2 separate regions of the Homo sapiens genome follow, and region 2 is linked to region 1. Evidence: chromatin loops called from intact Hi-C (ENCODE). Cell type or tissue: PC-9. All regions are shown on one strand. Links, peaks and the distances in the headings refer to the core of each region. The heading gives the core; the rest is flanking DNA. Region 1 overlaps LOC388282 (a long non-coding RNA gene). Region 2 has its middle 4.9 kb from the start of ADGRG1.

The links. Peaks named below come from ENCODE experiments on the same cell type or tissue, not always from the same donor. Only the 100,000 strongest peaks of a DNase experiment are listed, where the experiment ranks them.
Region 2: it touches region 1 in a loop (5-fold over the local background); 1 of 110 quality-filtered maps calls a loop at or near these places.

Annotation. Positions count from the first base shown.
Region 1 is chr16:57,814,943-57,819,285 of GRCh38, forward strand. It overlaps LOC388282 (a long non-coding RNA gene), which reads left to right. Exons shown (of 4, transcript NR_169553.1): 3 at 482-703; 4 at 1,278-2,010. It also overlaps a transcript of KIFC3 not described here. Among named protein-coding and RNA genes, the nearest start is that of KIFC3, 15 kb to the left of the region's middle. RefSeq lists an enhancer at 1,769-2,314. In PC-9, for the core only: no CTCF peak of the experiment used is centred there; DNase peaks (open chromatin) are centred at 1,569 and 3,849; H3K27ac peaks cover 2,107 bases.
Region 2 is chr16:57,621,529-57,625,906 of GRCh38, forward strand. It overlaps a transcript of ADGRG1 not described here. Among named protein-coding and RNA genes, the nearest start is that of ADGRG1, 4.9 kb to the right of the region's middle. RefSeq lists enhancers at 741-1,595, 2,849-3,143. In PC-9, for the core only: no CTCF peak of the experiment used is centred there; DNase peaks (open chromatin) are centred at 543, 1,833, 2,203 and 2,963; H3K4me3 peaks cover 2,120 bases; H3K27ac peaks cover 3,610 bases.

The sequences.
Region 1 (4,343 bases), core at 1-4,000:
CGCTATAAAACCTAGTGCACAGCAGACACTCAAACTCAGCAAAATTCAAATATGGCTGGAACTGAAACCAGCCTTAGGTAGGAAGGAATTTCAGAAACAGAGTTCTGCACATGCTCTAGGACACGCAGGCCTGGCCCTGTCCAGGCTGGGGTGATACCATCTTTGGAGGCTGATGCTGGCAGTCTGTTGTGGCTGGGAACTTGGGGTGACCTCCTTTTGCTTCTCACATCAGCCCTGTCTCTACCCACAGAAACAGACTCTGCCCAAACAAGTCCTGCAATGCACAGAGCCCGGTGGCAAACAAGCCACCTGGATAAATGGTGCCCAAGGCTGTGGGGGTCCTGGGAGGCTGACTGGAGGCAGAATTGTGCTCATTTGTAACCAGAGTAGCTCCGGGTTGCTTCTGTTAGCTCAAGGCCACAGGTACATCTCTGTGCTTAGAGATCCACACCGCACCCCACCACCGCCACGTGTTTTCTAGGATCCCCTCCAAGCATTTTCCAAAGCCCGAGGGGCTGCTTACAAGACTCTGCCCATCACCCCCAACCTGGCTGATCTGGGACCACATCAGCACCTGGCCTGACTCTTCTACCAGGATGCCCTCCAAGACCAACACTGATGCCTTAGTCACCCTCACCAGGGAGGCTGGGGGTGCCCCCACATGGCTGCTGCACCTGATGTTGGAAACGGAGGCTCCAAAAACGTAAGTGAAGTGGGTATTCCTGCTAAACACTCCACTCGGGGCCTGGGAGAAGGGGAGCAAATATCTGTCTACTCCCTCAACTCCACCCAGCCATGGCTTGTCCCACGGCCAAGTTGCCTGGGTCCTTGGGATCACCAACTTCTTCTGACTCTCTACACACACACCCCCAAACACCCCCAGACTCCTTTCCTGCCACTCCCCCACCTCAGGCACACATGCAGTGCTTGGTGCCTGGGTTAAGTCTGTGCCCTGTGGCGAGTGCTGCCCGGATACCCCGGGGTCCATTTGAGGATGAACTCGGCTGGGTCACCCCTGCTACAAACAGGCTTTTACATTCTTGAACTTCACCTGGGGTGAGGGTCTTCAGGAGTGCTGTCCCTTTTCCTCCTGAGGCCTCCTTGGTCCTGATGTTAGTGAGTGGCCATCCACGTACCCACAGGAAGGATGTGGTCAAATCCTCTTACCAGTGGCTCTGAACCATTTGACCTGCTACCTGAGCTGCTGGGGAGAGGAAAGGGGAGGGTGCTCCCACTTCTAATAGTTCATCAAGTTCTCACAACATCCCCATTCACAGGTGAGAAAACCGAGGCCCGGAAAGTGTCAACCCAAATCACGACACTCCTTGCCCCAAACCCAGAAGCCTGAGGAAGTAAGGAAGTGCGGTGGGATCTGTCTTCCCGTGTGTCTTCAGGATCCTGGGGCCTGCCCCTCCTGGCTTCCTCTTGAGGAAGGCCTCAGAAGACCCGCCTTTGGTCACAGGACAGAAGCTGGGCCAAGAGGCAAAGGTTTTGGCCGCCACAGGGGAAACTCTGGGCTCAGAGCTGCCGAAGTGACTCACGGGCCCTGCTGGGAAGCAGCTGACGTTCCTTGTCTGCGCCTTACAAAACCACACGGGCTGCGAGTGACAGCTGGCTGCTCTGAGTGGCGGAGGAATGTTGTTGCCAGACAGGTTCCTGAGGCATCTGCTGAGCTGTGCTCCAGAAACCAGCCCTGGGCAGCTGCCACACCAGGCAGCCTCCACCCCTCCCCACAACCAGGAGTCTTGGAGGGCACCCCCACCAACCTCAACAGAACTCTCCCCTCAGGGATCCGTGGAAGTCAGCCACTGCCACAGGGACAGCCACCCCTTCCAGGCAGGAGCTCATGGGAAACCAAGACCAGGGAACCCATCCCACCCCCAGTAAGACTTGAGGCCAGGGAGGTTGGAGGGGTCTCCCTGTGACCAAATCTGTGGCCATCACAACCGACCTTGAACCATAATACTAAGAATGATAACAATAATAATCACAGCTAACCCTTCACACTCACTACATGCCGGGCACCATGGCATGGAGCACTTTTTCTGAATTATCACATGCATTCATTTCCTGGGGCTGCCGTCGCAAACTGCCACAAACTGCATGGCTTAAAACAACAAAAACGTATTCTCTCGGCCAGGCGTGGTGGCTCACGCCTGTAATCCCAGCACTTTGGGAGGCTGAGGCGGGCAGATAACCTGAGGTCAGGAGTTTGAGAGCAGCCTGGCCAACATGGCGAAACCCTGTCTCTACTAAAAATACAGAAATTAGCCGGGCATGGTGGTAGGAGCCTGTAGTCCCAGCTACTCAGGAGGCTGAGGCAGGAGAATCGTTTGAACCCAGGAGGTAGAGGTTGCAATAAGCTGAGATCGCACCATTGCACTCCAGCCTGGGTGACAGAGAGAGACTCTGTCTCAACAGAAAAAAAAAAAGAGAAGAAAGAAAAGAAAAAGAAAAAGGACTGTATTCTCTTACAGCTCTAGAGGCCAGAAATCCAAACCCATGGTGTCAGTGGGGCCACACTCCTCCTGAAGGCCTAGGAGAGAATCCTTCTTTTCCTCTTCCAGCTTCTGCTGGAGGCGGGCGATCTTCAGTGCACCTCGGCTTATGGGCATGTCACACCAGTCTCTTTCCACCTGCACATGGTGTTCTCTCTGTTTATCTGTCTCTGTGTCCAAATCTCCCTCTTCTTAGGAGGACACCAGTCATATTGGACTTAAGGCCTACGCTAATCCAGTATGACCTCTGCATACCTCTGCAAAGGCCCAAAAAGGTTCCAAATAAGGTCATATTCCCAGGGTTCCAGGTGGATATAAATTTGGGGGAACATTATTCAACTCAATACACCATGTGTAATCTTCTTAATAAGACTGATATTGCTTTTATCCTCATCTTACAGATAAGAGGCTCAGAGAGGTTAAGCAACTTGCCAGAAATCACCCAGCCTCTGATTCTAGAATCCACACTACATTGTCTCACCCATCACCATCATCATCACCATCTCCTCACAGAAGCTTAGCATTTCATCACTTACAAAGCTTCTCCTGGCCATTGTCACATTTTCTTTCTTTCTTTTTTTTTTTTTTTGTTCTTTTCTATGTTTTGAGACAGAGTCTCACTTTTTTGCCCAGGCTGGAGTGCAGTGGCGTGATCTCTGCTCACTGCACCCTCCACCTCTATCTTTAGTAGAGATGGAATTTCACCATGTTGGCCAGGCTGGTCTCGAACTCCTGACCCCAAGTGGTCTGCCTGCCTTAGCTTCCCAAAGTGCTGGGATTACAGGCATGAGCCACCATGCCTGGTCTATTGTTACATTTTCTTCTTGCCAACAAAACCTTGAGGGGCTTGGGAAACAGTTGGTAAGGAAACAGTGGGTTCCATTAATTAACGTATCCATGGTCATATAGCTAACAAGAGGAAGGTCTTTTTGGTTTTCTTTTGAGAATGGATATCCCTCTGTCACCCAGGCTGGAGTACAGTGGCACAATCACAGCTCACTGCAGTGTTGACCTCCCAGGCTCAAGTGATCCTCCCACCTCAGCCTCTCCAATAGCGGGGATTATAGGCATGTGCTACGAAGCCCAGCTAATTTACTTTTTTGTGGAGACTGGATCTCACTATGTTGCCCAGTCTGGTCTCAAACTCCTGGGCTCAAGGGATCCTCCTGCCTCGGCCTCCCAAAGTGCTGGGATTATAGGTGTGAACCACCAGCCTGGCTGAGTGGCAGGTCTTTTGACCCCCAGATCCAGTATACTGCACTATGTAGGCTCCAAATGGAGACCTCGTGGGAACGTTCCAAGGCTTTGTAAGCTCCTCGAGGCTATTTGCCCAGCGTGGTCAATGCCATTGCTGTGTTTACTGATAACACCCACTTCAGCTACACCTGCCAAGCTCATAAAACATATTGTAAACCTGCTGCTTAAATTTACCTCCTCAAATATCAGCTCCTCATCCCCTGTCTGTTCTCTGCCAGCAGCAAGGCCAGCTATTTGAGCAGTGACAATGTGGAGAAAATCCAAGAATCCAGGGGGCCCTCACAGCTCACAGCTGAGCCACGGAGTCTGGGGAGACAGTAGCAGGTGTGGCAGGTGCTGTTCCTCCAGTTGCTGCCAGCCAAGAAGGGACGAGATACAGGCACAGCCCCACTGTCAGCCCCACTGTCAGCCCCACCCCAGACGTAGCTCCAGAACGGTCCAGTGTCTTCACGTTGAATGCTCACAAGGGTCCCACAAAATCCGTACTATTGGCTGGGCATGGTGGCTCACGCATGTACTCCCAGTACTTTGGGAGGCCGAGACAGGAGGATCACTTGAGCCTAGGAGCTCAAGACCAGCCTGGGCAAC
Region 2 (4,378 bases), core at 1-4,000, 190 kb before region 1:
ACGGGGAGATCAAAGCTGACCTCCAGGAACACTGTGGCATCGAGTGAGATGATACACAGTCCTTTCGAGTTGGAGCAAGTCCTGCCATCTTTGCACACTGCTGTGCCACCTTGTGGGTAGTCACTAAACCTCTCTGGGCCTCATTTGGCTCCCTTGGCACAGGAGCGACGATGCCTCACTGCCTGACCAGAGGCACCTGACACCAGGCCTGGCATCCGAGCAGCTGCCACTCAGACCTCACAGGCCAGGGCCAAGGGAGCTGCTGATGCAAGAGGCACAATTTTAGGGGCAAGAGCAGCAAGTAGGATGGTCTTGAGGTAAGGGGATGCTGGTGACCCCATGCCAAGGCTGGGACCCCTAGTTCAGGAAGGGAGGTTTCTACAGAGGAGTCAGAGGCCTCTTCTGCTGCCCTCTCCACTGGGGGAATTTGGATTTTAAAAGAGAACCCAAGCTGGGTGTGGTGGCCTACCTGTAATCCCAGCTCCTCGTGAGGCTCAGGTGGGAGGATCATGTGAGCCCAGGCGTTTGAGGCTGCAGGGAGCTCTGATTGCATCACTGCACTCCAGCCTGGGTGACAGAGCAGGATCCCGTCTCTAAAAAAAAAAAAAAACAAAACAAAAAACCAGAGAGAGAGTGGGGAGTTTATGCTAAACCAAAGATACAGCAGTGGCAGTGACAGAGGCTCTCTAAGATAGGCGGATACCTCCATTTTACACAGGAAGATACTGAGGCACAGAAAGCTCTAATTTGGTGCAAAATCTCATGATTGGCTATTCAGAGGGCTTCAGGGTGATGCTGGGTGGCGTCTAGGTGGAGTGATGGGCAGTTTTGAGCCCCCCAACCGCTGGGGCTCCTCCAGACAAGGCTGCTTCTAGCTGGGCGCCAGGTAGGGATCATCCCAGGAGCCACACTCGGAGGAGGGGCTGTGCTTCTGGCTCCAATACCCTGAGGTGCAGAGGACACCGTGACATGCAGGGATGTGTAGAGTCTCACCGAAGAACCCAGACTTCTGGACGCCCAGCCGTGCACACTGCAAGAGGGGCCCAGGCTGGCAGGCATGTGATTGGGTGAGGGAAGGGCTTATTAGAGGTGGCTCAGCCTTGCTCTGGGCTCAGGGGCTTCTGAAGGCTGGGGGCAGGGGTATGGCCAGAATGACCTGTTCTGGATGGATCCATCCTTCCTGCCAAGTGCTCTTGGGAGGCTAGGCAAAAGGTCAGACATTCCGTCATGCTTAGGAAGACGGGGCGGCCACACTGTCTACCTTCTATCTCAGGCAGCGGGGCACCCAGGCATGCCTTCCCCGCTGGGGAGGTCAGCAGGCGGGGGTGGACCTTGGAGGCCCAGCCAGCCTGAACCCTAAGGAACTGCATTCTGCAGTGGCCCTTTCCCGGCAGGGCAGGGACAGGGTGACCCTGGGGGAGGGAGAACGTCTGTCTGCATCTGGCTCAAGGCCATTTCTTGTTGGCATGTGGTCAAGTTGCCATTGGAACCAAGAAGATGGTATGGAGGGGCAAAGCAGGACTTAAATAAGGCAGCTCTAATCCTGTGTGACCTGAGTCAGTCCCTTTCCCTCTCTGAGTCTCAGTCTTCTCCTCTCACAAATGGGGCAAATCCTCCTTGACAGGGTTGTGGGGGAAAATGCAAGTCACCTGCCTAGCACAGGATAAGTGCTAAACAGGGGTTCACCTGCTCCAAGTCTAGAACCTTCCGGGGGTGGGGTGGATAGAGGCCAGTGCTGCAGCCAGGTGTGGACGCAGGAGCCCGACTGGCATCCGGGGAGTGCCTCCTCCCTGACCACAAGCTCCAGCGCTTTTGAAACCAGATGCAGGTTAAACATGGGCAGGGCACCTGCCGAGGCTCCACTCACCAAGGGAGCCAGTTAGATGGAGTCTGTCCTTGGAGCTCCAAATAAGGTATCAGAAAATGTCTTGGACCTGGTCATGCTCGCCCCTCCTGTGTGCCCGGCCTTTCATTCTATCATCTGAGCTGGCACCAAGGCTTGCATCCTAAGGCTGGTCCTGAAGCACCACTAGATTTGTCCCGTTTTAGCGATGAGGATGACCTTGCTTCCCCCGCATCTTGGCTAGGCCAGGCTCCCTGCTCTTTCCCTGACTGGGGGATGGGCAGTGGGTGGGGGAGGCGGGCCTAGGGAACCAGACACACAGCTCCCTTTGTGAAGGCGGCTGAGTCACATGTGCAACGCAATCCCTGCTGGGCCTGGGCCCTGAGGCGGGTGTGATGGGAGATGGCGTTATCATGGGACTATGGGTACCCCCACGCCTGTGTCCAGGAGGCTTTCCCACAGGAGATAGCAGGGAGGTGGCTGGGAACATTGGCCGCAAAACACATGGTCTGAGATCAGGTCCTGACTCTGTTGCCAACTTGCTGCAAAGCTTTGGGAAGTTCCTCTCTCTGAGCCTCAGTTTTCATCTCTGTTAAATGGGAACAATCATCACTGTTTTGTAGAGGAGGTAGTAGATGTGAAAGGGTTCTGCAAACTGCAAATGGTGGAGTTCTGGGCCTTTGGCATTCATGTGGACTTTATCATAATAATAATGATGTTGGCCAAGATTTATTGAGCACCTACTGTGTGCCTTGCATTGTGCTCAATGATTTATATGGTCACTCAGCTTGCAAGGGGAGAAGCCTGGATATGAACTGCTCTTGTCTAAAAAATACCCACCTCTGAGGCTGGGCGCAGTGGCTCACACCTGTAATCCCAGCGCTTTGGGAGGTCAAGGTGGGAGGATCGCTTGAGCTCAGGAGTTCAAGACTAGCGTGGGCAACGTATCAAGACCCTGTCTCTCCAAAAAAATACAAAAGTTAGCCTGGTGTGGTGGGGCATGCCTATAGTCCTAGCTACTTGAGAAGTTGAGGTGGGAGGATCGTTTGAGCCCAGGAGATTGAGGCTGTAGAGAGCTATGATTGCATCACTACATTCCAGCAAGGGCAACAGAGCGAGGCCCTGTCTCGAAAACAAAGAAAAAACCCACTTCTGAGCAGGCAGTGGTTGCTCATGGCCATTTGCACAGGTGGGGACAGCTCTTCACTGTTTGCTAGGCTGGTTCCCACTAAATGCTGCTGCTCTGGCCAGAGGGTTAGAGATAGAAAAAGGGGCTGAAGACCTCCTCCTAGCCCTCCCAGCCCCACCATGTCTTCCTACTCCCCCAGGCCTCAGTCACAGCAGACAATAAGGATGCCCTAACCCCTTATCCCTGTCCTGAGGCTCTCATGTTCTTGAAGATCTCCTCCTACCTCCCCGGCAGCCTCCTCTCTACCTCCTTTGCAGGCCCCTCTGAATAACAGTGCCCTGGCCAATGCATTGGGGTGCCCATTGTCTGCCAGGCCTGGGCTGCAAGATTTACGCATGTGGCCTCATTTAATCGGCCCAATAGAAGGTGCTATTTTGGTCCCCACTTGGCAGGCGAGGAGATAAATGGATGGAGAGATGCTTGCCCAAGTCATCCAGCTGGCCGGCTGGGAGTAGAGGCCAGCTGGCCTGAACCCAGAGTCTGTGATCACAGACTCCGGGCTCAGAGAGGGTGCAGCAGCATTGCCCCCTCTCCTCTGTCCCTCAAAACGAAGGGTTTCCTGCACCTTCAGCTTTCTGCTTTCCCCACACCATCTCTGGACTCCGTCGCCAGCCAATGATGCCATGACCTTCTCTGGGCCTGGCGACCCCAGTCCCTCACTGCTGAGCCCCAACGACGTGTTTCCAGCTGCCTTGGGAAGCAGGGGGGACCTGTGGCTTCCCCACATGACACAGAGCTGCCCCCATTCCATTGCACACAGGGCAGTCTCTTCTCTGCCTTCCGGATCTGCACCCCATCCTGTGCCCCGATTCTTCAGGGACGTTTCAGACATCTTCCCCCTCTCCTCGGTCCCCACCTTCACTTGTCGGGTTGTGGGGGGTGGGGTGTCCCAGCCCTTTTCCTGGTCTCTTGGACCAAAGTCTCCTCCCCCGCTCTTCCCCCATCTGCCTCCTTCGAGGCCCCATCCGGACCCAACTTCCCCTCTACTCCTCTGCCCATCCCTCCGCATCATTGCTGGTACAAGTCCCTGGCGTCTAGACCAGGGCTTCTCACACCTCCAATTCTGGAATCCCCTGGGCATCTTATTAAAATACACATTCAGATTCAGCAGGTCTCAGGCTATCTGTAGGTCTGAAGACCACATTTTGAGGGCTAATCAGGCCTCTCCCTACCCAAACATCTTCTCTGGCTCCCCAGTACCTTTGATTTAAGCCCAAACTCTACACTTTCAAAATCTTCCAGAATCTGCCCCTTGCTGCCCAGTTAGATCCCACTTCCTTCCAAGCATGGCTCCATGCCCTACCTCTCCACCTCAGCCAATGCTGTTCCCTCTGCCTGGGGTGCCC